2 separate regions of the Homo sapiens genome follow, and region 1 is linked to region 2. The links are chromatin loops, found by intact Hi-C in ENCODE. Cell type or tissue: endothelial cell of umbilical vein. All regions are shown on one strand.

Region 1 (5,000 bases), 560 kb before region 2:
GCTTTGATTCTTTGATGACTGAATCAGTGAAAATGCACAGAGTTTCAAAATGTAGTATTTTCTAGTCCTCACAGGCTCTCTATCAAGTTGGTAATTTTCTTATCCCAATGTCAGTGGGGAAACTGAGGCCCCAAGCGGTTAAGAAATGTACCCAAGGTTACAAATCAAATAAGCGGCAACATTGGAATTTGCATCCTCTCTGACTCATAAATTTTTATTTCCATCCACAAAGCTTTACTCGCTGCCTGTTGCAATCTCTACTCTATACTATTCTAGTATGAAAGAGGATTGGTTGTTTTTTAATAACTAAATTTCCTATTTTATACTCAAACATGGAGACATGTACTCTCACAATCAAAAAGAATATACTGGGAACCCTATGCAAAGCCACTTTGAAAATGACGTGGAAAGGCATTACTCTAGAAGCACAGGTTTTGTTCATGACAGCTCTGTGGCAGTGAGCACCGCGCATCGTATTACATCACACCATCTAGGTGTGAGAGGTCCCGAGATGCAGGATAATGTCATGAGGCAGCAAGTCGTATATCTTGAGAAAAGTTCACTGTAAAATCAGGCACAAATTTTCCATTCCAACATAAACACAGCAGACAAGGGAATGTTTCTGGAAAAGCTTGCAAGATTCAAAATCTTGTTTCTGTGACCCACCCTATTGCATTTGAATAGTTGATCAAATGACAAGAATAATTCTTCAAGTCACCACTAAACATTGGAGGACTGTGCCAGGACCAAGGCCACAGGAAACCACTAGATAAGAAAACTCAAGATTTTCTCTCTTCCTACTTGGAAAAAATGAAAAAAAAATTTTTGTTCACAAAGACAAATATAAGAAACCCAGAATATTCTTGAAACCTAGAAAAAAATAATGTTTTTCTTGATGATGGTCAATCATTTCTATTCTCTTCTCTGTTTACAAATCTGTTTACCAGGGGACTTGAATTCTCTCTGTCAGTGACACCCAAGTACATATTACAGCTCCAAACTTCTCCCTGGGACTTCAGAATTGTGACTCTAACTGCCTCACTCACCTCTCCACTTCTTAACCAAAGAGGCATCTCAGGCTTAACATGGCCAAAGCCAGATATCTCCCCCAACTCCATCCCCTACAAGCCAATTCTTCTCATTCTCTTCCATCTCCATAATATAATTCCAGTTTCTCAGTCACTTAGGCCAGCATTTGAGAACATACTCTTGATTCCTGTCTTACCCTAACTCCACACCTCCAATCTGTCAGCAAATCCCATGAACTTACCTCCAACACATGAATGGAAATCCACCCATGTTTCTTTCCTTCCACTGCCACCCCTTCTCTGTGCCTCCAGTAACTTCAGCCTGGACAACAATGACTTTTTCCTAACTCATCTCTCAGCCCCCACTCCTGTTCCCCTGTAACCTGTGCTCTGCAAAGAAGCCTGGAGGATCTTTTAACAATACCCATTAGATTGTGACCCTCCCAGCTAAAACTTTTCTATGGTTCGTCATTGCTGTGTAGGGAGCTCACTCTCCTGTGTGGATGGGACTTTCTCTTCTTCTTTGCTGTTGGTTCACTGCACTCTCAGCACAGCCCGCAGATCTAGGTTCTTACCTTGGGGACCTTCCTTCGGGCCCAGGGCTGCACTCCACTACACCACAGGGCCCTTTGAACCAGCTGCGTCCACCACCAGTGGATGCCTTTCCTCTCTTTGGTGTGGTTTTCTCTTTCTCCTCATTCAAATCTCAGCATCCTTGTCATCTTTGGGTCATCCAATCTACAGAAGCCTACTTGCTATCACATCAGTCTATATTTTTCCTTGATCATTCAATTTTGTTTGTTTGTCTTCTTACATACAAAAAATTGTGTTCATTGGGAATATAAGATCCTATTGCCTGCTTTGCTCTGAAGCCTGGCATATAATAGGTGGTTAAAAATGACTGCCTGAATAAATGAATACAAAAAATGTGTTAGACAAACTACCAAAGACAAAAGATAAATCTATCAAGGAGACACATTAATCTCCCTCTTGAACTCCCACAGGGCAGCCATACCAAGGTTCAGAGCTGGCACAGCCCAGCTGATTACAACCACATCATAGAGTACCAGGAACTTTCCAGAATCTTTATTCACTTTAATGTTTTAAATAAATATATGCTGTGAATTAAAAGCATTAAGAAATATTCATGCCCTTTGACTCAGTAATTCTATTTCTGGGACTCCATCCAAAGGACATAATCCAAAAATATGTAAATGCTTTATACGAAAAATTGCTCACCATAGGAGCACTCATAATAGAAAAAAACACACACACAAAAAACTAGGAACAATGTGTTTGCCCTACAATAGAGAAATGATTCAAGAAACTGATATGTCCACCGGAAAGAAAACAGAAATCTTTAAAATATAATGTTCACACATGGTTTAAAATAACACAAGCACATTCTTACATGATAATATAAAGTGAAGGAAATAGGCAGACAAACAGAACAGTGGGACAGAATGGAGAACCAAGACACAGACAGAAGCCTGTGTGGAAAATAAGTATCTGGTAGATACGGCATTGCCGGGTAGTGAGGTTGAGAAGAATTATTTGATGAGGAGTGTGGAGACAATTGGCTTTTCACCCGCAAATAATAAATAAATTAGGTTATAGCTCACATAACCAAACGTAAGTTCTGGAGGAAGTAAACATGTAAATAAAGAAAGCCAAAACCTACCAGAAGAAAAGGTAGGAGGATATCTGTCTTTATGACGTCTGAAGAGGAGAAAATGCTATAAGCCGTCAGTCCCCAACCTTTTTGGCACCAGGGACTGGTTTCGTGGAAGACAGGTTTTTCACGGACACTCTGGGGGACGGTTTCAGGATGATTCAAGTGCATTACATTCACTGTGCACTTTATTTCTACTATTATTACATTCTAATATATAATTAAATAATTATACAACTCACCATAATGTAGAATCAGTGGGAGCCCTGAGCTTGTTTTCCTGCAATTAGACAATCCCATTGGCATATGATGGGAGACAGCGACGGATCATCAGGCATTAGATTCTCATGAGAAGCGTGCAACCTCGATCCCTCGCATGCACAGTTCACAATAGGGTTTGTGCTCCTATGGGAATCTAATGCCACCAGTGATCTGACAGGAGGTGCAGCTCAGGCAGTAATGTGAGTGATGGGGGAGCGGCTGTAAATACAGATGAAGCTTCATTCACTGACCTGTCACACCTCCTGATGCACAGACCAGTTCCTGTTAGGAACCCGTACTCCCCTCCATTTCTACAGTTGCAATATTTCTTTTTTCATATTCCTTTCTTTTTTTAGAGAGACAGGGTCTTACTCTGTCACCCAGGCTAGAGTGCAGTGGTGTGGTCATAGCTCTCTACAGCCTCGAACTCCTGGACGCGAGGGATTCTCCCATCTCAGCCTCAAGAGTAACTAGTCAGGCCAGGCACGGTGGATCATGCCTGTAATCCCAGCACTTTGGGAGGCCAAGAAAGGTGGATCACGAGGTCAGGAGTTCAAGACCATCCTGGCCAACACGGTGAAACCCCATCTCTACTAAAAATACAAAAAAAATAGCTGGGCGTGCTGGCGCATGCCTATAATCCCAGCTACTCGGGGGGCTGAGGCAGGAGAATTGCTTGAACCAGGGAGGCAGAGGTTGCAGTGAGCCAAGATCACGCCATTGCACTCCAGCCTGGCAACAGAGTGAGACTCCGTCTCAAAAAAAAAAAAAAAAAAAAAAAAGGGTAACTAGTCCGATGCAATGCCCTCATTCCACGCATTCTCCCACACTTTCTCAACCATCCCTTGTTCATTCCTCAAGGCTTCCATCCTGTCCTGCCTTGATCCTAACGCCTCTCACACCTTCCAACCTGCAGAAAAGTCTTTATTTTCTAGACTGAGATATGCGTTTTTTTAAAAAATTAATGGGAACCTCATGGTGACTATTCCTGTAATATTATGTTTTTATTTTATTTTACATTATGCCCAGTTCTTATCCTTTTATGTCCCAGCAATTAGACTGTGCACTGCATGGATGGAGTCACCATCTTCTTTGGGTTGTTTTCTGTATTCTTGTTGCTTACCTGGCACTTACTGATTGTGTAATTATGAGCCAAACAACGTGCATTATCTAAGTCAAGCCTTTGAAAGACACTATCAGAGAGGTGAATTATTATCCTTATTTTACAGGTGAAGAAAACCAAAGCTCAGAAAGGTTACTTAATTTTCTCAGAGTCACACAGCTGGTACAGTTTGGAGTCAGTGATCAAAGTCATATAATCTGGCCTCAGAACTCTTCCCTTTGAACTCCTCTTTGTGTTTGTGTGTGCATGTGTGTGTGTGAGCAAGAGACAGGGGACTGTGGGAAAATACCTAGTAATAAAAGGTTACATACATGCATGCATAAATGCTCATAGCTTCATTGTTCACTACAGCCAAGAAATGGAAACACTCCAAATGTCTATCAACTAATGAACAGATAAACAAAATGTGGTATCTTCAGACAATGGTACACTAGAAGTAATAAACGAAAGAAAATTCAGATGCATGCTGTGTATAACATGTGCCTCAAAACACTATGGCAATGAGAGAAGCCAGACACAAAAGGCCATATATTGGGTGATTTCATTTACACAAAATGTCCAGAATCCTGGCTTTTATTACCTGTGTGATCTCAGACAAATTACCAAAGCTCTTTGTCCCTCTGTTTCATTATTTATAAAATGGATATCATTATACCTCACTCTTAATTGTGAGGATTAAGCTATATAATACATGGACCAGTGACTGGAACAGAGTAAATGCCCAACAAAGGACACAGTTATTAAGTGGCAGAGACGGTCCCAAAGCCAGAGTTGCTGTGGATATTAAATAATATATATCCATAATGCATCTTACAAATACAGCCTACACACCTTGCTGCCAGAGGACCTGGGTCTAGACATCAATGACATTATTCTTTGCTCTGTTGCTTTGGAAAAGTTACTCAGTCTCATCTGC
Region 2 (5,000 bases):
ATCCTGCCTCAGACTCTGCTTTCCATTCAGACCCATGGCTCCGACCTGCACCGTGCTCTCTTCCCCTTGCCTCTGACTGCACCTGTGCATAGGCTGTATCTTCCATCTGGAAAGCCTCTCCCCACCTTTCACACCCTGTTCTGTTCTTTACTGCCAGCATCTCCTCCAGGAACACTTTCCAGCCCAGCCCAGCCTGACCCCAGGCTAAGATTGGTACCCTCCTGACTTGGGGTCTCATAGCAAATTTACTCATTTTTTCCTGCCCCTGGCCACACTACTGCCCAGTCCCACACTGGACTGTAGGGCCTGCCTGCCTCCCTGCCACTAGAGTATGAGCAACTTGTGGGCACATTCTGTGTCTTTTTCATCCTTTTCAGTTTTCTCCTTGCAGAGTCTAGAGCACAAGATGGATAAGTAGTACAGTATCTTATTCTTACTCCTGGCAATAGGGTTTGGTTCTGTGTCCCCAACCAAATCTCATGTTGAATTGTGATCCCAAGTACTGGAGGTGGGGCCTGGTGGGAGATGATTGGATCACAAGGGTGGTTTCTAGTGGTTTAGCACCATTCCCCTAGTGCTGTCTTGTGAGTAAGTTCTCATGAGATCTGGTTGTTTGAAAGTATGTAGCACCTCCCCATTCTCTCTCTCTTCCTCCCGCTCCAGCCATGTAGGATGTGCCGGCTTACCCTTTGCTTTCTGCCATGATTGTTAAGTTTCCTGAGGCCTACCTGGCCTTGCTTCTTGTACACCCTGTGTAACTGTGAGTCAATTAAACCTCTTTTCTTTATAAATTACCCAGTCTCAGATAGTTCTCTATAGCAATGTGAGAACAGACTAATACACTTGGTAACAGGGGTGAACAGGGGCCTCAAAAAGCTATGTCCAAGTCCTAAGCCTCCCCACCTCCACCCACCCCACCCCCATTCAGTATCTGTGAATGTGACCTTATTTGGAAATAGGATTTTGCAGGTGTAATTAAGGATCTCGGCATGTGATCATGCTGGATTTACAACAGGCTCTAAATTCAAGGATGGTGAGAGAAAGGAACAGGGACCTTTCAGACACACAGACACAGACAGACACACAGGGATAAAGCCTTGTGCAGACAGAGGCAGAGACTGGAGCGATCCGTCCACAAGCCAAGGATCACTAAGGATGGTCAGAGCCGCCGGAAGCTAAGAGAGAGGCAAGGACGGACTCTTCCCCGGAACCGCCTGGGGGACCACCCCTGCTGACTTCTTGCTTTCAGACTTCTGGTCCCCAGAATTGTAAGAGAATAAATTTCTCTTGTTTTCAGCCACCATGTTTGCGGTAATCAGTTACAGCAGCTCTAGGAAACAGAAATAAGGGGATCACTGTGAAGTGCAATATGAACACACATATGATGCCTATATACCTGAGTCAAAGTATTTTCTGTTTATGATTTGGTTTCCTTTTGGAAATCCCCTTAAATGTCTAAACTGCTTCACCACCACCCCTCAAGTAAGTGCCCCCTTCCCAGCCTCACCCCCAAGCGGGGTAAATCACCCAATGTGGTCTAGTCAGCATTCTACTGGCCTAAGCCAGCTCATGCTCTTGACTTGGCTGCCCTGTTTCTCCCACTTTCCCCTTATCTGTTACATCCCACTCCCCAGCGTGGAGTCCAGTTGGATTCCATGACTTTGTGTAGCCTCTGCATCTGTGACACCTGTTCGTTCACTCCCAGTCCTCTCGACCTGCAAGTTCCTCCTTTCTTCCACATCCAACCCCAGGAGCAGCTCTTGCAAGTTCCAGGATGCCCCCACCCCCAATCCTGATCTCACTGCCCTCCCAAGTAGGTCCTCTTAAGAGCCCAACTCCCAGCACAGAGCATCTGTGAGCATGTCATGAGTAAACACATTTTCCTGCACAATCAATACACTGATGATGGTGTTGTTAATTTCGAGCAGTAGTAATTAAAGAAGGAGGACCTTTTCTTGTCTATCTACAACACATTTTCAGGTTTGAAATCACACATGTTATCTTTAACAAACCCATTTCTCCTCAAGACATTTTCTTACTTACTTCATCAGACACTTGAGAGCTATCCGAATAAAAATGAAAATATGCTGGCCTCCAGGAATGGTATCTTTCCTGATACCTAATTAAAGCAAAAGTCAATATCTAGTCCCACCATAACTGATTTGCTAATTGTGCTGAGGTAGGTAATATTCTTACTCTTTAAGTCAACTACCACCCATCTCTACCCTGAAAAAAATTATTAGATTTTTTGCAGTGAAAGCAAACCAAATGAAGGCATTTCACATTCCTGGGACACTGCAGGTATTTTTATTATTAGGAATGTGTCTATGCAAAATAAGAGGCATGCCAATTAGCAACATGATTAGTTTTCTCCATGACGGGGGGAAAGGCACCATTGAGAACTCCATAGTTTATTGTTGTAATTTTGACACAACTCAGTAGTTTTCCAGAAGGTCAGAGGGCCTGAGGCAGATGGTGGGCTTCCTCTGATTCACCACAGTGACGTCCTTCCTGGCCAGGCCCCGAGCCCTGGTTCAGGCCATTTTTATCTTCCCTCCTGCGACTGCCAAAGCCTCACGCCCGGCCAGCCTGCCACTTCCCACAGCCTCTCCGTCCATCCGCCTAGAGATGCAGAGCCACCTCTCACATAGCTGATGATGTCACTGTCATGTTTAAAACTTTCCTCTCACCTTTGCCTTGGGGATAAAATCTGAACCCCGAGACCCATTCTCTCTGAGTCACATCCGCCTCACACGCTCTCTGGCAGCAAGAGACACCTGAACTCAAACCACATCAAAGTAATTTGTGTTTCCAGCTCATTTCACTCAGAGCCAATTTGCAGCATTTCATAAATGAAGGGGTTTTCTTGTTGTTCATTATGCCTATAGCCCTCTGTTTTATTTACTCTTGAACACTTCGGTCACTTTGCCTTTGCATTTTGTTATAATGTAACCTACTTGTTTAATTTGTTTTATTGTTTTTAAAATCCTGAAAAGACTAAACAATAATAAGCCCCTGAAAAGTGTGCAAAAACACACACACACAAAGGTGTACTGATGGTATTGTGGTTATGGGGTAGATTGTCCTTATTCATAGGAGACCTTTGCTGGAATTTTGGGCTGAGGTGTCATCATGTCTGCAGTTTACAAATGTTCAGCTAAAAGAAAAACTGAGTGTGAGAGAGTGAGACAATGTGGAAATTTTTCAAAATAAAAAGTTGGGGGGAATGGGGAAAGTGAATTGAATTTTAAGTAAATTCATCATTCAACAATTTGATCCTACATGAGCCAGCCTTTGGGAAGCAATGACTTTTAGCACCCTTGCCTCCTTATTCCACTCCCTCTGCCTGAATCCCTTGGTAAATCTAAGGCCCCAGTCCAAATACCTCCATGATCTTTCACTTGCTCTTTGCAGGCCAATCTAATCTCTCCCTCCTTTACAGTAATATTCTATCGTCCATACTCTTCATTCCTACAATGTTAATATTGCATTTTGGGTTGCTGTCAGCTTCCCGTGAGCAATTTGAGAGCTCCTAGTGCCTAGGATAGGGCCAGGCATACAAAACGTGTTCAAATATGTCATCCTAGAGGAAATCAGTGAGGAAATGAGTAAAACCATGCCATCTATTTTATACAGAATGACATATATTTTTTTGAAACACAGTCTTACTCTTTTGTCCAGGCTGGAGTGCAGTGGTGCGATCTTGGCTCACTGCAACCTCCACCTCCTGGGTTCAAGTGATTCTCGTGCCTCAGCCTCCCAACTAGCTGGGATTACAGGCGCATGCCACCATGCCTGGCTAATTTTTGTATTTTTAGCAGAGACAGCGTTTTGCCATGTTGGCCAGGTGGTCTCAAACTCCTGACCTCAGGTGATCCTCCTGCCTTGGCCTCCCAAAGTGCTGGAATTACAGGCGTGAGCTACCATGCCCAGCCTTCTTTTATCCACTAGGGTACTTGAGAAAATGAGGCAATATGAATTGAAACTGGGCCCACAAAAGCTCACACTTAGAGAGCCTGAGAATTCAGGGCTCTGCAAGTAAGAGAAATGGGGTGTAGCAACTAAATGAGTTTTTCCAGAGAACTATCCCAGAAAACAGAGACTGGGGAAATGGTCTTTCTTTGGTGGGGGGTGTACTGATGCTGCTAGCTGAGGAAAATGCCTGGCCGCCCCAGCCATGGGACCAGCCTCAGTCTTACTTGTCCAGATGTGCTGGTTTCAGCCTAATCCATCCCAGGCAATTCATTAAGCATCCCTTGAGGAGCTGGCTTCTAGTCTTTTCTTTTCTGTGGATCCACTAGATTTGCAGGGGCTCACGCAAAGTTTCATCCACAGGTTACGGCAGATCCATGACAAAGAACAGAGCTTTTGTGGCCAAGAATGTTTGCAGCCCTGAAATGCAAGAAGGTGTGACAATCTGGTGAAGCCCAAGGGAGGGCATTTTATAGCCATCTCACCTTGGACCGTCCACTCAACTACTTTGTTTCACGCCATCTTTACACCTATTGCACCTATTATGCCCTTTAATGACATCCTTTCTTGGTTGTTGAACCTCAACACATCATAATTCAGAACACTTTCAATCCTAAATTGGCCTTTACAAAGCATTTCTAAATTCCAGAGTATCTTTTTTTATTATACAGCATATTAATGTGTATATCATCTCCCATCTCTTCAGAATTATTATCTGACTCCAAACTCTTACACTATTTTTTTAAATGCAAGGGTTTTTGGAACTGGGTCATCATCTAGATTCCTACTAAGCCTTTCTTTTTTTATTTTTTAATTTTATTTTAAGTTCCAGGATACATGTGTAGGACGTGCAGGTTTGTAACAGATAAACGTGTGTCATGGTGGTTTGCGGCACCTATCAACCCATCACCTTAGGTTATATTAAGCCCCGCATGCATTAGCTATTTATTCTGATGCTCTCCCTTCCCCCACTCCCCACACCTGACAGGCCCCAGTGTGTGTTGTTCCCCTCCCTGTGTCCATGTGCT

The links. Peaks named below come from ENCODE experiments on the same cell type or tissue, not always from the same donor. Only the 100,000 strongest peaks of a DNase experiment are listed, where the experiment ranks them.
Region 1: a loop joins it to region 2, with 9 times the contacts of the local background. A loop is called at or near these places in 6 of 110 quality-filtered maps.

What each region holds. Positions count from the first base shown.
Region 1 is chr4:16,770,435-16,775,434 of GRCh38, forward strand. The region is part of intron 1 of LDB2 (LIM domain binding 2); the gene reads right to left. Among named protein-coding and RNA genes, the nearest start is that of LDB2, 130 kb to the right of the region's middle. In endothelial cell of umbilical vein, no CTCF peak of the experiment used is centred here; a DNase peak (open chromatin) is centred at 2,297; H3K27ac peaks cover 1,287 bases.
Region 2 is chr4:17,334,090-17,339,089 of GRCh38, forward strand. No RefSeq gene overlaps it. Among named protein-coding and RNA genes, the nearest start is that of SNORA75B, 16 kb to the left of the region's middle. In endothelial cell of umbilical vein, no CTCF peak of the experiment used is centred here; a DNase peak (open chromatin) is centred at 2,542; H3K27ac peaks cover 1,870 bases.